Linked DNA regions of Homo sapiens: region 2 is linked to region 1. A link is a contact called in ENCODE Hi-C data. All regions are on one chromosome and are shown on one strand. The core of a region is the stretch at or near the end of the contact, and the rest is flanking DNA. Distances in the headings are between cores, read along the strand shown. Region 1 holds the start of NUB1 (negative regulator of ubiquitin like proteins 1). Region 2 holds the start of MNX1-AS1 (MNX1 antisense RNA 1 (head to head)).

Region 1 (6,706 bases), core at 2,027-4,526:
TTCCCCGGCACCTTTTTTTTGTTTAATTAAATTAAATTAATTTTTTTTTTTTTGAGATGGAGTCTCAATCTGTTGCCCAGGCTGGAGTGCAATGGTGCAATCTTTGCTCACTGCAACCTGCATCTCCCAGGTTCCAGCGATTCTCCTGCCTCGGCCTTCCAAGTAGCTGGGATGACAGGCGCCCTCCACCACAGCCAGCTAAGTTTTGTATTTTTAGTAGAGACGGGGTTTCATCGTATTCGTCAAACTCATCTCGAACTCCTGACCTCAGGTGATCCACCTGCCTCAGCCTCCCAAAGTGCTGGGATTACTAGCGTGAGCCACCGTACCTGGCCCTGGCACCTTTTAAGATTTTATCTTTTTCCTTGGTTTTCAATGGTTCTACTAGAATGCACTGGGTGTGGCTGATTTTGTATTTATCCTGCTTAGGAGTCATAGAACTTACAGAATTTGTAATTTGATGTCTTTCATCAGTTTTGCGAAACTTGGACTCTTGGTTATTATCTTTTCAAATATTGTTTCTGCCCCTTTCTCTCTTTTTCTAGAAACCTGAATACCTGGTAGAACTTTTCATCATGTCCCATGTGTCTCTAATGCTTGTTTCTGTATTTTCCATTCTTTCCTTCTATGCTTCAGTTTGGATATTTTCTATTGATGTGCCTGCAGTTCACTAATCGTGTCTTTAGTTTTGTCTAACATCCAGAGTTCACAGCCTCATTTATTACACTTTTCACCTCTAGAGTTTTCATTTGATTTATTTTTATAGATTTCAATACTCAGGTGAAAATTTTCATCTTTTTTTCTGTTTTCTTGAAAATGTTCATCAGAGTTATTTTAATCAGGCAACTCCAATATCTGACTCATCTGTGGGTCTGTTTCTATTGTCTTTTTCTTTTTTTATCTAGTAACTTTTTAATGAGATGCCAAATATAGCTTCTAAAAAGTTGTAGAGGCTTCAAATGTTATCATTCTCTCAGGAGGGTTTTTCCCTTTCCTCCACAAAACCAAAGACAGGAGTGGCCAATAACCTTAATCCAATCAGGGACTGCATGGAGTGAAGGCTGGGCTGAGGTTCTGGTAGGGTTCAAGCTACCGTTGCCCTCCAGTTTCCAACTGGGAACATGGTGTAGGCTCTGCAGTAACCCACTTCCACCACCACCCTAGCAGATCTCAGACTCGAATCTTTGTTTTGCAAGTCTATCAAAAACTTCTGCTTTCAGAGGCCTTCCATTTACATTTCAGTTTCTTGCCCCATACAAGCCTTGAATTCAGCAATTGTCCTTGGAATTTCCCCCTACATCGCTGTGTTGGTTTTGTGTCCCCAGCAGTGGCCCTCTGTGGTCTCAAAGTCTAAATTCTCAGCCTCATGCTTGTATCCAGAACTGGCAAAAGCCCTCACACACCAATACAAGCCACTGCAGACATTAGCTCACCCCTTGAAGGTTCCTCATTCTCTGGAATATCAAGTCCCCCCATTCTTGCCTCAGCAGCTTTCACTGCCTTCAAACAGATGTTTTCTGACTTCGCTTTCTGGCTTTTCTAGTTGTTGTTAGTGGGAGCCTTGGTCTACTGCAAGCTGCTCCATCACACCTGAGCGTGGACATTCAATTTCCTGATGGTCTACTACGTAAATGTAAAAGTGAAACTATCTTTGTTACTCATCTCAGAGAAAGCCCTCAGAAAAAAATGTCAGAACAGTTTCTGTTGTCCTTCTACCTTGCTGCAATTGCTACTGAGCAATCAACGGGCTTTTTCCTGATGTGCTAGAAGCCAACACCATGGCACGGGCTTTTGAGAAAAGAAAGGCTTTATTGTGAGTTGACTGTCAAGGAGACATGAGGAAACCCTCAGCTCTGTCTCCTTGAGCTTGGGGCTGGGTTGGGTTTTATAAGCATAGGGTAATGACGCATGATCGGATTAGATTTTGCGATGAGGTGATGCTGGGATGCTCATCTGACTGGACCCTGCCATGGGGTGACACCAGGGCTTGATCTGATTGCATTCTGGATCTCACCATGCAGTGCCCATTTCTTAATTCAGTCCCTGCTTTGATCTGAGCACTCAGGTTCCGCCCCTGGTTGCATGCTTGGTTCACCTGGGCATCCTCAGGTTACGTGCGAAACCTTCCATCTGGGAGTCCATGCAACTGAAAAACAACTCACAACTTGGGTATATAAAAGGCGAATCAGATTGGTCTGGTGCGGTTATACAGTTATTAATATCCCTTTGTCAGAAGTCAAAATTACCACAAATTTAGATTAAAGATCTATTGGTTTTTATTGATTCATGAATCAGGATGGCATCTTCTCTGAAAATTTAGAAACGGTGCTCCAACGAGCTGGGCAGAGGAGGTGGGCTTTATAGGTAGAAAAGGGCTAAAGAAAGCAGCAACAGGGAACGAAAAACGGATTGGTCACTGCAAGGTTACAGGAGTCCCCTCTCGTCCACACACAGGTGGTGTGTCCCAAGACCCACAGTGGATGCCTGAAACCTCGGATAGTACTGCACCCCATTTTACATACACACACATATATATATACTATATATATACACACACTTCATTTTTCCTATACATACGTACATACCTACGATAAAGTTTAATTTATTAGGCACAGTAAGAGATTAACAGCAATAACTGATAATAAAATAGAAGCGTCACTGTTGAGCACAGCCTTGGGAATAGGACCTTGGAAGTAGGCAGAGCTCCCTAGGCCTTGTGGTCCCTAGTGGCCGTGGACAGCATGGGGGAGGAAATTCCCGGGAAGCAGCCTAATTTCACCCCAGGGAAGCCCCTGGTGGGCTTGTGGAGGGCGGGGTGAAAAGCCGCTGGTTTAGGGAAGGGGTCCAGCCTAGGCTGAGGAATGAGATGCGGGTTGGGACGGTCCCGACCCTTCCCCCAGCCTCTTTCAAGGATTCTGGAGAAACAAAGCCAGGATCCATTTCCTCTTGATGGCTGGCAAACTGAGCCCGGGCGGGAAGTCCTGGAAGACTGAGCCTGGGGTGGCGTTGGACACCAACTCCCAGGTCCTCGCCCCACACGGCCACATCCTCGCCCAGCCCCGCCTCCGCTTAGCTCCGCCCCGTCGCGGCTCCGCCCCGCGGTAACCACGCCCACACAACCGTATCCCCGCCCACAGCTGGCTTCGCCTTGGCCCCGCCCACAACCCTCTTTCCAAGCGGCGGCGGCGGCGGCGGCGCGAAGGCGACAGCGGCGGCGGGGGCGGGGCTGGCCTCACCCGGAATGAAAACAAACGGCGGCCGCTGCCGCATCCGGGCACTCTGCTGGTCGCGGCGGGAGTGGCGTGGCGCAGGTGAGGACACGGCGGCCGAGTGTCCTCGACCCCAGCCTCAGCAGCACTGCTTGGCGCCCCGGTTCCCGGTCCGACTGGGCACCTCTCCTGGCCAGGGGTGGAGCGGCCGCGGGGCGGGGGTGAGCAGCCATGCGTGGAGCTGGGCCGGGGCCGGGGCCGGGGCCGGGAGCGGTGGGCCGGGCTTCGGGACGCGCTGGCCGTTCGGGGCCCTTTGGTTTGCCCTGAGTTAGGCAGAGGTGTGGGGTATTTAAAAGAAAATATTGAGTGTATCGGTTTGGGGAGAGAAAGGAATAAATATGTCTATAAAAAATTAGCCAAATGCTATACTTGAATCGTAACACTCCGAGTATACCATTTGGGATTTATTTGCAATCAAAGCCAGATTTTCTTTGCTATTTAATGACAAGACACTTGATTTTCTCGAACCTTGACGACCTGATTCTATCATTCTCACCTCCTTCCCTTTTATTTTTAATCAAGAATCTTTCATTTTCCTAAGAAAAAATGAATGTGTCTTGACTAGATATAGTTGTGTTTCAACTATATATAATGTATACTTGAAAAGGTGTGGCTAAATGTAGCAATGATCGATTCATTACAAAAGTGAAAGTGAAATTTTTAAAGGATCGTTATAACGTTTCACTTTCTGCTTGGACCACGGAGTGATATTAATGAGTTTCGTCTTTTCTTAGTTACAATGTGAAACATTGTATGGCATGCATGAAACTTTTTCAGTTCTCATTTCAGTTAAAATTAAAAACTGACTTATTAAACTTGACTTAAAATATGTCGCCACTTACTCTGTTGTCTATAACTGAAGTTCCTTAAGTTTCAAGACAGTGGTTTAATTTTTTTTTAACATTAAATCTTATTCGGTGTAACCCTGGAGCTCTTGTTTGCTCCCTGGAGTGTCTGACACGCACTGGGTTTGTAACACTCCTTCGTCCTTCTGTCAAGTGGTGGCTTGGATGGCATCTTTTTAAAAATTTTTTATTTGTTTATTTTTTTAGTAGAGACGGGGTTTCACCATGTTGACCAGGCTGGTCTTGAACTCCTGACCTCAGGTGATCCACTGGCCTCGGCCTCCCAAGTGCTGGGATTACAGGTGTGAGCCACCGCGCCCGGCCTTGGATGGCATCTCTGAGTACCGCATCAGCCTTTCAAATTGCTTGGCTCCAGTAACCAGCCTGTGAAATTACTGTCCCCCAGTGGGGAGACAGTAGGGTTGCTGTGATATTTTATTCAGAATTTCTGAAGATTCATGAGTAGTATGTAAAGTAGTTTTTAAAGTTATTTGTGTTTGAAAAGCTAACGCTCTAAGTACTAATATGCTTTGCTGTGATAAGCCGTTTGTCAGTGCTTGAAAAATGGAGGATTCTCCCATGGGCCACCCAGGTTGCACACAGCAGCCTCATTGGCTGTGTTATTCCTTCCTCTCTTTTCTCCTCCCTGTCCTGATTAGCCTAATTCTTGTCCCCGCACTGACATAAAATAGATTTGAACTTTCTTTTAAAAAATATTTGTTTATGAAATACACAAGCTACCAAAGTTTTCAAAGATTTCAAAGTTGTGTGAATTGGGTTTGGGGGGATGTGGAATACTGGCCCTCAATAGAAGAAAGAAATTTATCTTGGTAATATTAACTCATATTTTTTCCACTCTCTAGAACTTGTCTTCATCATTCAGGGGCTAATAACATTTTTCTTTACTTATTGCTTGTCTGATTTGGGAAACCTTAAAGCGCTGTGCTACACCTGCCAGCTGCCTTACATCTCAGCCGCCTCACTCACCTTTGAATTGCTGTGCTAGTATGGGATGAGTAGACAGCTCCATCGCGGTACATACTTCTCTGGGAGAGAGAAGTTACATACCTGGAACAGGCAAGCAGCAAGGGACTCCATGACGGAAGTTCAGAGTCCAGTGTTGTGGGTGGAAGTTGTGCTCGTTAAGATGCTGCCTAATTTTGTGTCTTTGCCTGAGTCATGGTACAAACTCAGGGCCCTAATTTTCTCAGCTGTAAAATGATCCGATCAGTGTTAGATTTGAATAGTAGGGCCAGGCGCGGTGGCTCAGGCCTGTAATCCCAGCACTTTGGGAGGCCGAGGCGGGCGGATCACAAGGTCAGGAGATTGAGACCATCCTGGCCAACACGGTGAAACCCCATCTCTACTAAAAATACAAAAAATCAGCCGGGCGTGGTGGCGGGCGCCTGTAGTCCCAGCTACTGGGGAGGCTGAGGCAGGAGAATGGCGTGAACCCGGGAGGCGGAGCTTGCAGTGAGCCGAGATTGTACCACTGCACTCTAGCCTGGGCGACAGAGTGAGACTCCCTCTCAAAAAAAAAAAAAAAAAAAAAAAAAAAAAAAAAGTAGATGTGCTGTTAGGCTGTTAATCAGAAAATATGCAAAATTTTCCTAGTATTGTAATCTTTTTAATTTAAAAAATTCTGACATAGAAAATATTTATATATTTATTATTATTTTGAGACGGAGTCTCACTCTGTTGCCCAGGCTGGAGTGCAGTGGTGCCATCTCGGCTCACTACAACCTCTGCCTCCTGGATTCAAGCGATTCTCCTGCCTCAGTCTCCCGAGTAGCTGGGATTACAGGTACCTGCCACCACGCCCGGCTAATTGTTCATATATTTTTTTTTTTTTAGTAGAGATAGGGCTTCACCATGTTGACCAGGCTGGTCTCGAACTCCTGACCTCAGCTCCTGAACTCAGCCTCCCAAAGTGCTGGGGTTACAGGCCTGAGCCACCACACCCATCCGAAAATATTTATTATCGATAGTTTACAGTTCAAGCAAGCTTTTCTTTATATTTAACTACCAGGATGGTTGGCCTTTTGTTTTATGTTAAACTAGCCAAAGTATGAGAGAATTTACAAGCTCACGCCTGTAATCCCAGCGTTTTGAGACCAAGGTGGGTGGATCACTTGAGGTCAGGAATTCGAGACCAGCCTGGCCAACATGGCGAAACCCCGTCTCTACTAAAAATATGAAAATTAGCCGGGCGTGGTGGCGCATGCCTGTAATCCCAGTGAGTAGGGAGGCTGATGCAGGGGAATTGCTTGAACCCAGGGGGCGGAGCTTGCAGTGAGCCGAGATCGCACCACTGCACTCCAGCCTGGGCGACAGAGCGAGACTCCGTCTCAAAAAAGAAAAAAAGAAGTTCACGACTCGAGGGATTTATCTTTCTCTTATTTTCTCTTTTCTCTTAGATAAGAGAATAGCAGATTAAGAAATAGAAACATGTAATAATCCTTGCTACATATTAGCAACTTTGAAATACATATTTTATATATGTAATATATATAATTGAACATATATTTCTATATATATTTTTAGAGAAGTCTGGAGCTCATTTAAACCATAGTAATTTATATTTAATGACAG
Region 2 (6,706 bases), core at 376-2,875, 5.7 Mb after region 1:
GGCCGCGGGTCTCTCTAACGCCCCAGTGGGGGACCTGGCCCAAGTTCCTTTCCCCGGTGATAAGCCCTGACCCCCATTCCCGGGCCTGCCTAATTCAGGGCGCTCTCGGCTCGCCTTCCCCCGGCGACTTCCTTCTCCTGCAGCCTTCGGGTTAATCATTAGATCTCAGTCTCACACCTCCAACTGCCCCTTCCCGTTAAGAGAGGAAGAGAAGGCAAGGCCTGCGCATGGCCATTTTAATAATTCGCTGCCCGTCTCATGCCTGGGGGTCCGGGCGAGTCCTCGCAGGCCCCGGGCAGAGCCGAGGCGGCTTCGCAGCTCTTCCCCCGCTCGCTGGGAGCCAAGCGCAGAGAGGGGCAGGCGGTGCCGGTGGAGGATGCGCGAGGCCCTCCCGCCACGCGCATCCACGGGGGCCGCAGGGTACTCACAGTTGAAGTCGGGCATCTTAGGCAGGATCATGCCCGCGGTGGACGCGCGCAGCCACTGGTCCAGCTGGAAGGTGCCGGCGCCCAGCTTGATGGGGTCGGCGGGGTGCGCGGGGTGCGCGCCTTGCACCTGCGGGTACGAGTAGGAGAGCGCCGGGTGCTGGCCCGCCAGCGCAGCCGCCGCCGCCGCCGCGGAGTAGCCGTAGACCGGGTGGCCGTAGAGCGCCGCCTGCGCCGGGAGGCCCGCGCCGCCCTGCGCGCCCCCAGGGTGCAGCCCCAGCGCCAGGCCCCCAGCGGCGGCGGCGGCGGCGGCGGCGGCGGCAGCGGCCGCTGCGCCCGGATGCGCGTGGTGGTGGGGCCCCCCGTGCCCGCCGCCCGTGCCGCCGCCGCCGCCGCCCGCGCCCAGGAAGCCCGGCTTGGGCAGCAGCGCGCAGTGCGCGGCCAGCAGGCGCGGCGGCGACGGGCTCTCGGCGCGCAGGCGGTCGGCGGGCGCAGCCGGCGGCTCCGAGGACGCGGGGCTGCAGCTGCCGCTAGTCCCGCCGCTCGCCCCGCCGCCGCCGCCGCCACCTCCGGTGCCAGATGCGGCGGCGGCGAGCGACGTGACCAAGGCCAGCGGCGCGCTCTGCGCAGAGGCGGCTCGTGGGGGGTCCACCGCCAGCAGGGCGTCGATGCGGAAATTTTTGGATTTTTCCATCGGCTCGTTTGGGGCTGGCGCTCAGGGCCCGGTGGCGGGCGACGCGGCCGTGTGCGGGCTCGCGGAGTCAGTGCGTGCGGTGCAAGCCCGGGGGCTCGGTATTGTTATGGTGGTTATTTGCCAATAATCAAAGTCGCCGCCGGAAACTCAGCCGAGGGTGACCATGGTCCCGGCGCCTCCTCCGTGCGGGCCCCGCCCCGGGCCGCGCTCGCACAAACTCCCACGCGAGTGCTTCCCCGCGTCCGGGCCCGGGAGCCCGGTTCTTTGCGCTGCAGCCCTCAGGCGACCGCGCGGAGGCCGCTGCCGCCGTGGTGGGGACCCGCGCCCCTCCGCGCACTTGAAGCTCAGCGCGGCTTCCGATTGGCGCGCGCAGCGGGGGCCCGGGGAGGGCCGCGGGCTCCGCCATTGGCCGAGGGGCGCACCTGTCACCGTCCCGGCCGCCCGCCGCCCCGCCCCCGCGCCGCGAGGTCCTAAGCAGCCCGGGCTGTTGCGCGGCGCTGGCGGGCGGGGACACCAACGGGGAGTGGATACTCCGAGGCTCAACCTGGGGCCTCTGCCCGCCCTCCCCTGGGTGCGGAGCCGGACGGCGGGCACTGGCAACCCCCGGGCCCCTGGAGAGCCCCGCGGCGGCCCAAGACCCGCTCCCGAGACACGTGGGCCCCTCCGGACTTGGTTGGTCCCTGGAGCCAGCTGCGCGCGTCCTCTCCGGCCTCCTTGTCGGCGCTGGAGTGGGTCCACGTCTGCCTTGCGGAGCGCGGTGGTTCCACGCTCCTGAGCGCCCACGCTGCGCAGACCTGGCCGCTCTGCGAGGCGACGGCAGCGCACTGAAGACCGTGGTGTTTCCCAAGCCCTCCCTGCTCTCGGGCCTCCAGGGCGCAGCAGGGGAGGGTTTTGTCCCCGTGGCCAAAGCTCTGCAGGTCGAACCTTATCTGCTATGGGAAGGCCCCGCATTTTCAGGTGTGTGTGCGGGGGTGTGGGGGTGTAAACGCGCATGTGAGTGTGAGTTTGGCCTCCACGAATCCTCTCTGGGAGCCCCTGCCCCAGTCAAGGCGGAGACGGTAGATCTGGGCGCTCTGGCCTGCAGAACCCAAGTCGGCTTGCAGACGTCGCCCACGTGCCTGCTCAGTGGAGCGGGTCCTCGGTGACAAGGCTCTTCCTCGCTGCCGAGGGATGCCCATGGGCTTGCGGGAGTCAAGGCCCACACACCTCGGCCCTGAAAAACCCGTGGGGCCCGGCATCCTTCGGAAGCCCTGCCGCTGCGACCCCCGGCCAGTCCCCGGGCAGGAGCGGGGAAAGGCTATGTCTCTCGTGCTGCCGGGGCCTCCTGGGAAGTGGAGAGGAAAGGGCTTCCCGTGAGTGAGCGAGGCACGGAGTGAGCATCCAGGTCTCACCCCTCCCCCACACGCACACTTCAAATATTTACAGTAAAACCACTTCCAAGGGCGTTTTTGAAGCTGAAAGAATCCACACAGGGGTCGGGAAGTCAAGCGGCATCAACACCAGGCTTTGTCAATAGCGCCATTAGACCCAGTTATCTTCCCCAGCAAGCGTGAGAACTGGGAGGGAGTTCCAGGTTCCAGGGCTTGCTATGCAGGTGAGAGGTGAATAAAGGACCGGAAGGGGCTGTGGAGAGGGGAGAGAGCCAAAGAGAAACTCAGTGCCAGGTAAACTTCAAAATTAGCACGCCAGGTTGCTACAAGAGGGATTTTTAAAAAGGCAAATATAGAGACCTTGCCACTTCTCCTCAAAAGGCTTTTGACCTAGGCGAGAGTTGATGACAGTGACTCTGTTGCCATGAGTGGTATCGTTTTCATTATAACACAGGGTAGTTCCCAGATGCACAGGACTGGTTGGAAGGTTAGGAGGATGGCAATGGATGAGTAACTGCAACTTGGAGTAAATGTGATCTGGCTTTGCAGAGCCGACCACTGGTAAAAAGAAATCCCAGGCATTCACATGGAGTTTGTCGTGCCTTTAGATGTCTTTGTGGTGACACAAATGCAGTTCTACCTCTCACTGGAGAGAGGGAAACACGCGCATTTCTTGAACACCTACTATGTGCTATGAGCTTTCTGCAATTCTCATCCGTAATCTTCACTATGACACTAGAAGGAAGATTTTTATCATCTCCGTATCTCCATTTTCTTTTCTTTCTTTTTTTTTTTTGTATTTTTGGTAGAGACGGGGTTTCACCGTGTTAGCGAGGATGGTCTTGATCGCCTGACCTCCTGATCCGCGCGCCTCGGCCTCCCAAAGTGCTGGGATTACAGGAGTCAGCCACCGCGCCAGGCGCCCCCCACTTTTTTTTTTTTTTTTTGAGATGGAGTTTTGTTCTTGTTGCCCGGGCTGGAGTGCAATGCCATGATCATGGCTCACTGCAACCTCCATCTCCCAGGTTCAAGCGATTCTTCTGCCTCAGCCTCCCCAATAGCTGAGATTACAGGCATGTGCCACCAGGCCAGGCTAATTTTTGTGTTTTTAGTAGAGATGGGGTTTCACCATGTTGGTCAGGCTGGTCTCGAACTCCCGACCTCAGGTGATCCACCCACTTCAGCCTCCCAAAGTGCTGGGATTACAGGCATGAGCGACCGTGCCCGGGCTATCATCTCCATTTTCTAGAGTACAAGTTCAGAGAGTTTGGGATCCTTGTTCCCAGCAGACAGTTTGGCCTTAGAGCTGGGAGTGGGACCAGGTCTGATTGCAGAGGCCACACTGTTCCCACCCTGCTGCCCTCAAAGCTTTCAGGTACACCTAGCCCTGAGTCCCCATCCCATCTGTTTCTTTTTGGGGAGGGAAGGATTGTAAAGGAGACCAGAGATTCTTAGCCACCTGTCCCAGGCAGGAAGCCCTAGCTGTGACTCTGCCTCCCCAGGGTAGAGAACACAGCCTTGGCCTCCTCCTCCAGGGGTTTGGCACCAAGGCTGACTTGCCTTTCTCTTCTCATCACCCCCATCTGCTGGGGGCAGATTGCTTGGTCCTGAGGTCAATGATTTAGGGAGCTGGGGGAAGGGAGTGGCTGCAGAAGAAATCTCCCAGGATGGACCTTGGAGAAGATGCTGTTCCTCTCTCCAACCAAAAATACACACTGCCAGGGTGATTTTAGTTGGTGATGGGGTGTGTAGTCTAGACTCATGACATCAGCCATCTCCTTCAACAAAATCACAGTGGGTGTTTTCTGGCTTTTTTTTTTAACTCCTAGAGGAATTAATTTCACCCCTTTTTGTTCTGTAATAACCATGGTCCAAAACCCCTTCACACCCTGTCTCATGTTTCTATTCTGCCTGAGACCTGCTGAGGACACCTCCCTGAAAACACAGACAGGACAACACGTGTGCAGGTCCTTCAGGTGTCTGTACCACCTGTGGGGCTGTGCAAGGCTGTCCGAGGAGGCCTAGCCTAGCAGCCCTGCGTCCTGTCCGGACCGCCCCTCTGGCTGAGGTGCCATTTCAGGAATCTGAAGCTCCTTATCTCGATGGATTTGTTTCTTTGTCTACAGAAGCAGGGGTTGGACCAAATGGACTCTAAGGAGCTATAGGGCCTTAAAATGATCAGATGTTCTGCTTATATTTAAGAATATGTTAATATAAAAAGGAGGTTCTCTGTAAAGCTGCATGGAGAGAGGCAGGTGTGGGGGAGAGAGGGAGCTATCTGGGAAGTGTGGATCTTTGTGTGGTTTACAATGTGTGAGGCGGAGCCTGCTGGGTCTCTTCCTGTTCCCAGTATCTGTATTGATCCAGCCCAGCTGGCTTTGGGGCAGTCTGGAGCTGGGCTTGGGTCTTGGGAAGGGCCACAAAGAGAGATCAAAGGTCTGATCCTAGTAGTGCTACCAAACCTGAGTCTCCAGGTGAGTTTTCTCTCCAGCGGCCCCAGGGGCAGAACTCAGCCCTGGAGAGTTCTCCCTGGAGCTCTTGGTTTCTCAAGACAGGCAGAGAGGGCCTGGTGCACCCTAATCAGCTGGCCCCCACCACAGCTCCTCCCTGCCCAGCGCGGGAGCCTGCTTTCTACAGGCCTCCTGTTAAGGAACTGAAGAGTGCCTGCAGCTGCCCTTCCTTCCACTACTTGGGAAGGAGATGGTGATTTCTACAAACCATCACAAAAGAAAACGCCGTTGTAGTCTGTGTCTGTTTACATCTGGACTTACACACACAACTGGGAACCCGTGAGGACTGGGGAAAAAACCTGTACATTCACATATTCACAAGATGCGAGGCAGGTATCATGCATTTATTTATCATTTAGATATTGCTTTTTTTCCATGTGAAATGGAGCAGTTGCCTGGAAGGGCACTGGGTGGCTGAAGCAGGGGGCAGATCTTGCATTTCCAAAACTGAAGCCCAGGGCCAACAGAGAGGACTTGGCTGCAGAGGGGCCCAGGCACATTAGTCCTGTCCTGCTGAAGCCATGTGGTCTTCGGGGACTCATGCAGTTCCGTTTCAATGTAAACTGTCAAGGCTTTCTTCAGGAAACAGGCATGAAGATGCTGTGTAACTGGCCGGAGGGACCTAAGCACGAGTTTGAGATGGGACTTGCCCCTGGCACAGGAAGTAGCTTAGTTAGGCTGGAGTGGGAGCCCAGAGGGTCAGAGCAGGAACTGCTGGGAGATGCTCCGACCTCCTTCCTGGAGCTCAGAGGGAAGGAGAATCTGTGGAGAGGGCCTAGGCTCACCGGAGCTGGGGACATCTGCTCAGGTCCCCCCACCAACCCCAGCCCCTTCAGAGCAATGGGGGCCAAAGGCATCAAGTCATTCATGCTGTCCTTTGATCTGCTGACCTCCTCTATGGCCCCTGGGAGCTGGGCCTTAAAGGAGTCTGGAAAGGGTAGGCTCAGGATTAGCAACCCAAAGACCTGCAGCTCAAACCCTCAAACCGAGGCGGGGCCTGAGGTGGGCCCAGGTCTGCTGTGTGCTCCGCTCTATGGGTTTTCTCCCTCAGCCCCTCCTCCTCAGCCTCTCCCTGCAACCTGGATTTCCTGTTGCCATTTTAGAGGGCACCCTCACCCCGACTCCTCTCGCATGGCCAGCACCACCCAGGCTGCACTGGCAATGTGAGCCCCCCAGAACACCCCAAGTCACTGGCTTGACCCTCTCCTCTGAGCCCAGCCCTGGCTGCAAACAACCAGCCCCTACCAGGGGGGCTTGGCGAGAAGTTAGGGAGATGCCACAGGATTTAAATTAGTCAAATTCAGTGACCCAGGGGCCTTCTATTTTTGGAAATTTCCTCCAGAGACAAAAATCTCTGCTTCCTTCCAGACCTTGGGCAGCCTCCCAGCTTCCCTGGACCCTGAAGGGAAGGGACAGGCCTGGCCACCCTGGGCTCAGCTTCTGGCCCAGGTCTCCTTCTGACACAAGGTGAAATCCTTTCCAGCCTCTTCGAAGCTTCTTGTGTCATAAAGAGAAACAAACCTTGGGAGGGAAGAGAGGCTCCTTTGAGCCCCTTTCATTGTTTTGGGGGAATAACAACCCTCCACAGAAATGAAAGCCTTCTCTGGAGTCTTTTTCTCTTTGCTACAAACATTTTATTTTGTTTTATTTTATTCCAGATTCACGCAGGGCCCTCTGCAGACTGTTGGCAGAAAAAAGGTAGCCACC

The links. Hi-C counts contacts between places; a loop is a spot of excess contacts on that map. Pooled maps may share reads with other maps.
Region 2: a loop to region 1 is called in a map with no recorded cell type, with 24 times the contacts of the local background. The contact joins the promoter of MNX1-AS1 here to the promoter of NUB1 in region 1. A Hi-C loop is called at or near these places in 3 of 37 single-sample maps with no recorded cell type and 3 of 50 pooled maps.

The regions. Positions count from the first base shown.
Region 1 is chr7:151,338,536-151,345,241 of GRCh38, forward strand. NUB1 (negative regulator of ubiquitin like proteins 1) reads left to right here and starts at 3,277. Exons shown (of 15, transcript NM_001243351.2): 1 at 3,277-3,311. RefSeq lists enhancers at 1,549-1,608, 1,739-1,828, 2,898-3,399 and silencers at 2,997-3,196, 3,367-3,546.
Region 2 is chr7:157,009,232-157,015,937 of GRCh38, forward strand. MNX1-AS1 (MNX1 antisense RNA 1 (head to head)) reads left to right here and starts at 1,626. Exons shown (of 2, transcript NR_038835.1): 1 at 1,626-2,076; 2 at 6,658-6,706. It overlaps MNX1 (motor neuron and pancreas homeobox 1), which reads right to left and starts at 1,432. Exons shown (of 3, transcript NM_005515.4): 1 at 429-1,432. The coding sequence starts at 1,119. RefSeq lists silencers at 594-643, 654-723, 1,234-1,843.